Linked DNA regions of Homo sapiens: region 2 is linked to region 1. The links are chromatin contacts, found by Hi-C or POLR2A ChIA-PET in ENCODE. All regions are on one chromosome and are shown on one strand. The core of a region is the stretch at or near the end of the contact, and the rest is flanking DNA. Distances in the headings are between cores, read along the strand shown.

Region 1 (4,932 bases), core at 1,796-4,295:
GAGTTGAACATAGAACTCCTTCCATCAGCTTTTCAAAAAATATTGAAAACAAGTTTACCCTTTCTAAGCTCAATTTTTTCACCCCTCTTTTCAACTTTCAAGGCAATATGAAACTTCAACTAAACAATCACCTGGCTAAAGTGACTTGTAGGCCAGGCACGGTGGCTTCCACCTGTAATCTCAGCACTTGAGGAGGCAAAAGTGGGAGGACTGCTTGAGCCAGGAGTTCAAGACCCACCTGGGTAACATAGGGAGCCCCCCACCCCCACCCCCACCCCAAGCCATCTCTACCAAAAGATTTTTTAAATTAGCCGGGCATGGTGGCATATGCTTGTAATCCCAGCTATTTGGGAGGCTGAGGAGGGAGGATCCCATGAGCCCAGGAGTTGGAGGTTGCAGTGAGCTATGATCGTGCCACCGCACTCCAGCCTAAGTGACAGAGTGAGAACCTGTCTCAAAAATAAATAAAGTGACTTGTAAAGGTGCCTGATAAATATATATGTATTTTAATTGAATAGTCTCTTCCAAATTTAATCCAAAACCTAATTAAGCAAGTTCTCAGTCAATTAAAAAAGTAACTTTCACCTCAACCAGCTCTGCAAAATTCAGTTAAACCGGAGAGGAAACAGAAGAGACAGCTAGTTTTGATATAGTCTTATTACCCTATAGTAGATTAGTGATTCTGGTGGCAAAAAATGCATGCCTGTTACGCATGTAGGAGAAAGCAATGTTTACAATGGCCTGGACTTTTGTCATAAATTTTCAATCTCTAAATGATCTTTGTATTCTAATTTAACACACTGTGATTCTTCAAAATTATAGTTTTGCAAAGTTGAAGAGTTAAGCAAATGCCAAAGCCACAAATTCAATTGTTACAGTGAATAAGGCAGATTAATATTTAACAGTTCATTTTCTTGCAGGTGAAAAGCAAAGAATTCACAGCAACATACCTGCAAGTCTCACATCTCCAGCCTCAACATCCTTGTAAGTTATATTTGAAAAAAGAAAAGTCTCCAATATCTAAACTCATTTTCCCCAAAAGTCCCACTCTTCAATCTCTATTTGTCTCAAAGTGACCAAATCTATCCCAAATTATTTCCTTGGTTCTTTCTCTCCATAAAAATGGCTTAATTCCAGTGAGTTTCTCTAGTTTTACGTACTACTTATGTATTTTGTTGCTTTCTCTCATCTCCCCTTGGATCATTTTCCTTTAGTTCTCACCACTGCTTTTCTCCATATTTATCTTCAAATATTCAAGTACAATACTTCCCAACATCCACAAGAGACAACACCTTGAAATTAAAGCAAGCAAACCATCCAGAATTTTCCATTCTCCTGTGAATCTACTTCCGGAATATCCACTCAAGTAATCCTTCCCACTAAAGATGAAAGGCGAGCTAAGGAAATACATTAGACAGAGGAAGTAAACACTGAAACAGGGCCATGCCTAGGTATTCTTCGGCCCCAAAGAAAAAAAACTAGACTCTGGGTCCAAAGGTCTTTTTCGTGACTTTTATCCCCACCCAGAGGCCAACACCACGCAGGTCTGAGAGAGGTAACCCACGGCCACCTACCTTCTACACACACCGCACGACCTTGCTCTGAAATAATCTTGCACAAGCAAAATTCTCCACGCCTCTCAGACTCCTACCTAACGTTTCTGTGCTTCAGTTTCTGAGCTCTTCTCACTTTGCAACTGTCCCAGGGAACACTGGGTCTTCGCCTTAATTTACAAGTTTGCACTGAAGGTTTTAAATCAGTCTGATTTCCCCGTGGTGAGTCACACCCCGCAACGTGCACCAAGGGGGAGGGTGTTTAAAATTATCTCCGGCTCCACCCTTAAAACAAATCACTTGGCTGCAAGGCCTTTCCCCCTAACAGAGACTGGTTCAAGGGAGATTCGGACACATCTCCACCTCCAAAGCCAAGTGCCTTCCCGGGATGATCTGCATAACAATTTGCGGGTGCTGGTGGTGGAGAAGCTCCGGGAAGAGAAAACTAGCCGGACGGTATCGAACCGCCCGCAGGCCCGTCGCAGCTCCATTAATGCAACTACCATTACACTAAGGTAACGTGTGATTCACACTCTCCACCTTCTCTCCCCTCTCATTCGCTGGCTCCGGCGCTCGCACCGTCGGAGGGTGGGGTTGCGACGGCCACAGAGGATGGGACACCCGAGGGAAAAAAGCATTATCAAGAGAAATTAACCAGTCCCATACTAAAGACGCCTCTCCCTCTGTCCCTGAAGTTAAGTCTCAGAAGGTGGCTCCAACTCCTCCCCGGAGGCTACGGACCACCGACACACGCCTCCCTCCTGCTCTCAGCGAGACGCGGCGGGAAGCCCTCATCTCTCTCCACGACAGGCACAGGGAAGGGTCCCGGGGTGCAGGAGAGAAGAACCCCACTTTTCCCCGCCCCCTCCCCCCGAGAAACTTCTGGGACTCATTACGCAACTCAAGTAGCAGGTCCCAACAACGGGACAGCTCTCCGCAAAACGCGGGGTGCACAGGCAAACGTCTGACTTGGGGGCTGCGCGTGAGGGAGGAGCATGGGTCTCTTCCCATGTCCCCGTCCCCTGTTTTTCTACGCGCTACCTGCCGCGGGATCGCAAGTAGGGCGGTGAGAGCTCTGAGCCCTAGCCCGTTCTCCCCGAGGGCTCCCACCGGAAAAGTGGGAACGCCAGCGACTTGAGTCAGCGTGCTGGGAAGCCGGCAGAGAGGCGGGGAGAGCCTCGGCTTCCGAGAAGTCCGCGGCGGCGGCGTCGGGGGCCGGGCGGATCGACCCCCAGCCCTGGGTGGCGCAGGGCTGCGCTCACCTTCCAGACCCTTCCGTCCTCTAGTCCCGGGTCGGGCGCCCTCGTCACCTCCGCCCTCCCCTGACCTGTTGCGGTGGGAAAGGGCGCAAGTGCGGACGACGCAGGGGAGCGCCTCCTCCCGGGGCTCGGCTGCGGAACCGCGGAGGCAAAGGTGCAGCTGCGGCCGCAACGCGCGCAGGCGGCGGCCGAGTGCGCAGGGGCCGCGCGCGCCCGTCGCTCGCTAGCTGGCTGGCAAGCTCAGCACGCCGGCTGCCCGGGACGCCCCGAGGCCACGCCCTCCGCGCGAGGCCCCGCCCCCACCCCCACCTCCCGAGCTGCGGTACCGGGTTCCGCCCCGGCCCGCGCCCTCTAGCTGGCGCCACCCAAGCGGCAAGGGACGTCGCGGCCCTCCCGGGATTGGTGGGAGGATCGTGGGGGAGCGGCAGCTCAGGACGGAATACGGCAATGACCGCCCCGGTCGCGAGGGTGACCCTGCCCCGGGCTGCTGTGGGGGCGCAAGAACCCTTTCACTTTACGGCGAGATTAAGCTCAGGGTCAAGTTCTGAGCAAAAAGTGTCAAGGAGCCTTTTTGCAACCTCCTATAATATTGAAACAGATTCTGTGCCCTTTAAAGGAGATAATAACTAACATCTGGGGAGCGCTTTACAATTTAGAAAAGGCCTTTCACACACAGGCCTGTTTCATCTTCACAACAATCTTATAAAACAGATATATTGTTCCCATTTCCCAAATAATGAAACGGAAGCGCCGAAAAGTAAGTATTGTGCTCAATGTCACAGGCTACTAAGTGGCATGGGAAACCAGGTCTCCTGAATCTAGCCTCCGGGTTTCTGCTCTCCACCAGCCCAACCTCAGAAAATTCTAATAGGTGCAGGGGGCTTTGGCAAATAGACCCATGGGAAGAAGGGGAAACTTATGTCTAGTTAAGTCGCTGCCCGATTCCTGCTGTAAACATACCAAGGAAAGCAACAGGCTGTCTTCATTGTGTTGTCGCACCTTCCTTCCTGAAAGGGACGCAGAAAGATTACATCAAATGGCCCAGATGAGATTTCGCCGACAGTATTTTATGGTTTAAAATGGGTGAAATTATTTGGATGAAGAAAAGCGCCTTACTTAAATTTAATATGATGTGTAATGTAAATTGGTATAATGTGTGAAAATAAGCCCCTCCCTGCCTTCTCTGCCTTTTCTCTTTTTAATTTTGTTTGTCTCTACTGCTCTGCTCAACTCTTTTATTGTCCACATAATTGAAAACCTAATTGATGGATATTTGCATTTCCAAATTAAACCTTTGGCTACTTGACTTAATTTCCCATGGATTGTTTTCCAAAATATAACTCTTCGCCCTACTCCATATCCTCCCATCGGGAGATTGGTTTACCTAGACAGCTAAAATAATTAAGGTGTCCCTGATGAAACCTGGTGGTGTATCTATCTAAGATGAAAGTTCTGGTCATCCCTGAGCAGGATGGGACAGGAGTCATCTCTTACAAAGTGTTTGTACACCTTTTAAAGGTTTCTAACAGAGACTGATCTCTATTCTAATCAATAACAAGTATTTTAACGTTTTTGCTATATAATGAATACATTTCATTGTGAAATATATATTAGCATGGTAATATTTTATAATCTGAAAACTTTTACCACTTCTATCTAAAATGTTTTCCTTTTTTGTGTTCTTTTTGTGTCATCCCATAGTATCTCCTATAGGGCTCTTCAAACTGTGGTCAACTTAGTAAATGATGTTGACAGTGGAAGTGTGATCATTTTATTTTCCTGCCTTTGGAATTGAAGATTGTAATTTTGCAAAAATTTTGTTGAAGATGATGTAGCTTTGGTTCAGAGAGTAAGTCATTCCATTTATATCAATATTCTTAAGGCAATGTGCTAGGTGACGAGCCATATTGATGACAAAGACAGAGCTCCTATTTTCATGACATTCCAGTGTGGTGGCAGAAACAAGCAAGTAAATAATTCCAGTACACACTTCTGTTGATTTATTTCGTGAATGGTGACTGGCTATTTAAAAAGACTAAATCAAATTAATTTTCTGATAATGAATAAAAAAGGATAGCCATGCCAGTGAGTTATTATTATTTTTTAAGTTGCCTTTCTCT
Region 2 (4,932 bases), core at 713-3,212, 7.6 Mb before region 1:
AAGCCTAACTTTCCCCTCACTCAGCAACAGAGATGAATATGCCACACATTCAGAACGTAATTCACTGCATCCTCCTTCCCTGCTTACTACTATCCAATTATGAGTTTCCCAAAATCGATTCCTAAAGAATGGTGGCCTCTTGTCACTTCTCAGGACAGTTAGGTGTTGCCACTGTACCAAAAGGCCAAAGGATAAGAAGCAATAAAGCGATGTTGGTGAAGAAGCCTTGAGCTGGAGGCCAGAGAAGGACAGGAATAAAAGAAAAAAAGAGAACAGGGAAACAAAGAAGAGTACCGGTATAGAAGGCAGAGGAGGGAACCAAGACCATGAGGAAACAAAGATGTCCCCGGTGTTGGAAAGTGAGATCCAGGCTTTATCTCTAGGTGTGATATACATCCAAGTACATATGCACAAAATAATATCTAAACAGAACAGAACATCAAAATAATGATTAATTATAGAAAAGAGAAGATTCTATGTTTTGATTTGCATTTAAAATAATATACATGAACATAATTAGTAACTATAATTTCGAGTAAATTTTCTCACAGTAATACTTGCGTGCCTTTAAACATGTCATTAATTTATTGTTCTCAAATAAAATTTATAACTAAAATTACCCAAAATGCTTAGCCTCCACATACAATGTTCCAGCATTTGTTCCTAATCATTTTAACAATAAGAGAAAAAGTAGTACTGTGTCTTTATAAAATTACACTGAAAATAAAATATTAATATCTCAAGACAGCAGAACACTTAGACAAGGAACTCAAATGTGCACTAAATGGAAAACTTATCCACAAACAAGTATGTTATTTAGGATTTATAAGGAGTTGGATATACCTGCTACACTAAGCCTTCCCCTTAGCTATTACCTCTTGAGAGCACTTCTATCACAAACAAACCAATAGAGCTTTCATTTTTAAAAATTATAACCCATTATGGCAGATATCATTTTAAATAAGTCTAACCATCTAAGATTTCTCTTGAATATGATCATTCAATATAGCTCCTACATGCCCTAAGCTTTTCCATAAAAAGGCACGATGTTTAATCGCAACAGTGACTCCAATGTCTTAGAATTGTCTATATATGAAATTTATCCTTCTAAATTGCAGGAAATACTCAAAATGTACACAATAACCTCTATTTGCGTTTCCTTGGAAATAAGCCAGCAGTTGCCAAACTAAGAAAATAGGCATCAGCAATAGAAATGATTTATAATATGGACAGGTAACACCATTTTAATAGTCAGATGTTTACTAAATAGAACAATTTATGCTGATTCAAAAGAAATTTACTTTGGTGATTATCCTATAATGTACTACAGGCAACAAGTAGGAGACGTGTACCTATATAAAGAGCCACTACCAAAGGGCAAGTTTCAATCTTCTGCATATTTTCAACAAATATGGAATGCTTGGAAACACATGACCCTAACACTATGGGTATGGCAGGAATGCCATCAGATATAGTAAATGTAAAAAAGGAACATATAAACATGAGGGCTACAGAAAGAAACACTAACAGAAATTTCCCATGTCCAAAAACCCTGGGAACCAAACCATGGGAAAATGGAAGCTGTTGTTTTTCTGACAGTGCTGTTACCAAAATTTGAAGAATTATGCTAATAAAATTATATCAGTCTGACAAACAAGACTTTCTTGAGGCAGAAAAAGCACTGAGAAAGTGTTATTTTTCTTAAAATCTAATTAATGAGCAATCTTGAATTTTGTTTTAAAATATATTTTCCAGTACCTGCTGTCAAATAAAAAATTTGAATCTGGACATATAAGACTATGGTTGACAGTTTCTAGTTATCTCTCTCCCACATATTTCCCAGGATACCATAAACGTGACTATGTGACTTTTTGCGTCACCACCCCCTTGCAAAACACCTACATAAGAATGTGTGAGCATTACACCTATGACAGAGAACTTTCACAGAACTTGCTTTCCTGCCAACAATAGGTACTACTCAACCCACTCAACAACACAAATAAATAAAATCCCGGTGAAGTTTTTACGAGCAACTGAGGGACTAGTAAAGTGAGCAGAAGTAAAGAAAATGTGTGATGTGATGTCCCCCCCGCATATATGCATTAAAGCTTTTTTCAAATCCTAATTGGTTTATTATCATCCTAGTGCTTATTAATCTACCTTATAATATCACACTTCAGCATTTAACATTGTTCTGTCCTGCACTACTTGTTGTTATATAATGTTGGCACTTTGAGCAGTCTACAAATGCTATTCAACTACATTTAAAATGTCAATCTCTGGTTTATGTGTCTAATGTAAACATCCCTCTTAAAATCTAAGGCTGGGGTGGGCACAGTGGTTCATGCCTGTAATACTAGCACTTTGGGAGACTGAGGTGGGAGGATCGCTTGAGCCCAGGAGTTTGAGACCAGCCTGGGCAGCATAGTGAGACCCTATCTCTACAAAAAATTAAAAAATTTGGATGGGCATGGTGTGTGCCATCTGGGACCTGTGGTCCCAGCTACTCAGGAGGCTGAGGCAGGAGGACGACCTGAGCCCAGGAGATCGAGGCTGCAGTGAGCCATGATTGCACTACCATACTCCAGCCTGGGTAACAAGTGAGACCTCATACCAACTAAAAAAGAGAGAGAGAGAGAGAGAGAGAGACTGCTTTGGATTTATTACCTTTTTCTGTGAAATAAAATGATAAGGCTTTTTGTAGGTTAGAATGGTAGGGAAATAAAACAAGCAATCACCGATGTCTCTCTGTGAGCAAATGTGTAATCCTGACTCATATGAGCAGTACTTACTTTAACAGTGGGCCTTATTTTGGTTATGCCAATTTTACTCAAAAGTTAGAGAATACACCTTATATGGTAGCAATGAGGAGAATACCTCAAAGTACGTGTCATCCTCCCTTATAAAAGCAAACAGAAGAGGACAATTATGTCTCTTTTCCTTATGTAGCCATGGAGCTATCTAGTTCAAACACAGGGCTTTTGCTGATACAGCACGGTCTGTTCTAGTAGTCTAAGTTTATTTCCTATGATGAGCCCTTATTTAGTAAAACAGCATCTTACTCTACTCTACCAAAGTCCTAATAAATAGAAACATGTCTTCATCAACTGTGATTTACTATTGAGATGCCTCATTAACACTTCTGACTTATAGCTAATCTACATATGTCTAAATCCAAAGTGTTAATGTGTGAATATCCTACTAGAAATGTGAAAGTATGATAGTCTGTAAAAAGAACACATCCACAAACATCTGAAAATCAAACAAATTTGTTAATTACAGAGAAATCAGTGTTTCTATATAGCCTACTCTGGAATAGTGAGAGAAATGATAGGAAATGTCACAAATAATTATAAAGACTAAAAGCAAATTAGTCAAATCTAGCATACCTGGGAATGGATTAACAATGATAATCATACATTTCAACCCTCCCTCAATGATGAGACAAATCTTCTGAAATTGTATGCAAATTCTGTGCAAGCATGCATGTATATTCCATTGAGTGGGACCACGACTTTTCACAAATCCTCAAAGGCGTCTATAACCAAAAAAATTATAGGAACTTACGATTTAATGAAATGTGAGAACAGAGTTTCTCTAAGTGTGGTTGGTAAACACCAGGCCAGCATACTTCTACGACAGGAGGAAAAATCACAGGCCTTTCAAAACCCACAAGCTAAAGATATTTCAAAACAAAAAGCTCAAGAAAATTTAAGAACTTTTAAAACAGAATGCTTATTCCAAATAGTGCAAAATCATGATTTCACATGCTAAGGTAAGTATAGCTTATAAAAACAGGGATTCGCTTTTTAAAAACCTTAATAATCTTCAAAATGTTAATCATTAACATTTAATAAGGCCCTATTCCCATAAGGCATTACCTTCAATTCTAAGAAAAGATATTAAAGAAGAGGCAAGGCTCTTTCTCTCATCTACTGTTTTATACTATTCCACTTTTCACATGTGTACCCAACTCTCCATAATACAATGCTCCTCAAACTAACTGTATCTTATATTTCTATTTAGGGCTATCATACACAGACGTAAACACAAAACACAATAAACATCTGATGAACTGCCACACTGCAAATCAAAGGTATTTAGTCAACAGGCTACTATTTAGTCTTTTAAGTTACTTCCTAATTTTTTTGTTGTTATACATAAAGTGATGAATAATATTATACTTCTATTTTGGCATATGTATCTTTTCTTTAGAAATTCTTTCTTAAAAAGTATGCACATTTAAAAATAAAATCAGAAATTAAAAAGGAGACTAAATTACTACTGATACTGCAGAAATCCAAAGGATCATTAGTGGCTACTATGAGCAACTGTATGCCAATAAATTGGAAAATCTAGAAGAAGGGACAAATTCCTAGACACATATAACTTACCAAGACTGAACCAGGAAGAAATCCAAAACCTGAACAGACCAATAGTAAGTAATGAGACCAAAGCCGTAACAGAAAGTCTCCCAGTAAAGAAAAGCCTTGGACCCAATGGCTTCATTGCTGAAGTCTACCAAACATCTGAAGAACTAATACAATCCTACTTAAACTGTTCTGAAAAGTAAAAAAGAAGGGAATATTTTCAAATTCATTATATGAGGCCAGTATTACCCTGATTCCAAAACCAGACAAAGACACATCAGAAAAAGAAAACTGCAGGCCAATATCTCTAATGAACATTGATGCAAAAATCCTCCAGAAAATACTGCAAACCGAGGCCAGGCGAAGTGGCTCACGCCTGTAATCCCAGCACTTTGGGAGGCCAAGGTGGGCAGATCACAAGGTCAGGAGATTGAGACCATCCTGGCTAACATGGTGAAACCCCGCCTCTACTAAAAATACAAAAAATTAGCTGGGCGTGATGGTGGGCACCTGTAGTCCCAGCTACTTGGGAGGCTGAGAGAGGAGAATGGCATGAACCCAG

What was found. A loop is a pair of places that touch in the nucleus more often than their neighbours do. ChIA-PET counts read pairs that join two places held with the same protein, here RNA polymerase II (POLR2A).
Region 2: a loop to region 1 is called in a map of K562, with 7 times the contacts of the local background. The contact joins the enhancer-like site here to the promoter of AFF1 in region 1. A Hi-C loop is called at or near these places in 1 of 168 maps with a recorded cell type or tissue (K562). POLR2A ChIA-PET finds 5 or more read pairs at or near these places in 1 of 52 experiments (GM12878).

The regions. Positions count from the first base shown.
Region 1 is chr4:86,933,124-86,938,055 of GRCh38, reverse strand. AFF1 (ALF transcription elongation factor 1) reads right to left here and starts at 3,045. Exons shown (of 21, transcript NM_001166693.3): 1 at 2,816-3,045. It overlaps AFF1-AS1 (AFF1 antisense RNA 1), which reads left to right and starts at 3,206. Exons shown (of 3, transcript NR_038841.1): 1 at 3,206-3,569; 2 at 4,514-4,661. It also overlaps a transcript of C4orf36 not described here. RefSeq lists enhancers at 1,611-1,730, 1,586-2,127, 2,128-2,669 and silencers at 1,982-2,120, 2,591-3,340.
Region 2 is chr4:94,514,226-94,519,157 of GRCh38, reverse strand. The region is part of intron 2 of PDLIM5 (PDZ and LIM domain 5); the gene reads right to left. Among named protein-coding and RNA genes, the nearest start is that of PDLIM5, 65 kb to the right of the region's middle. Within about 2 kb of position 1,962, at least 5 of the 41 ENCODE cell types and tissues checked have a DNase peak (open chromatin) inside an H3K27ac peak, as active enhancers do.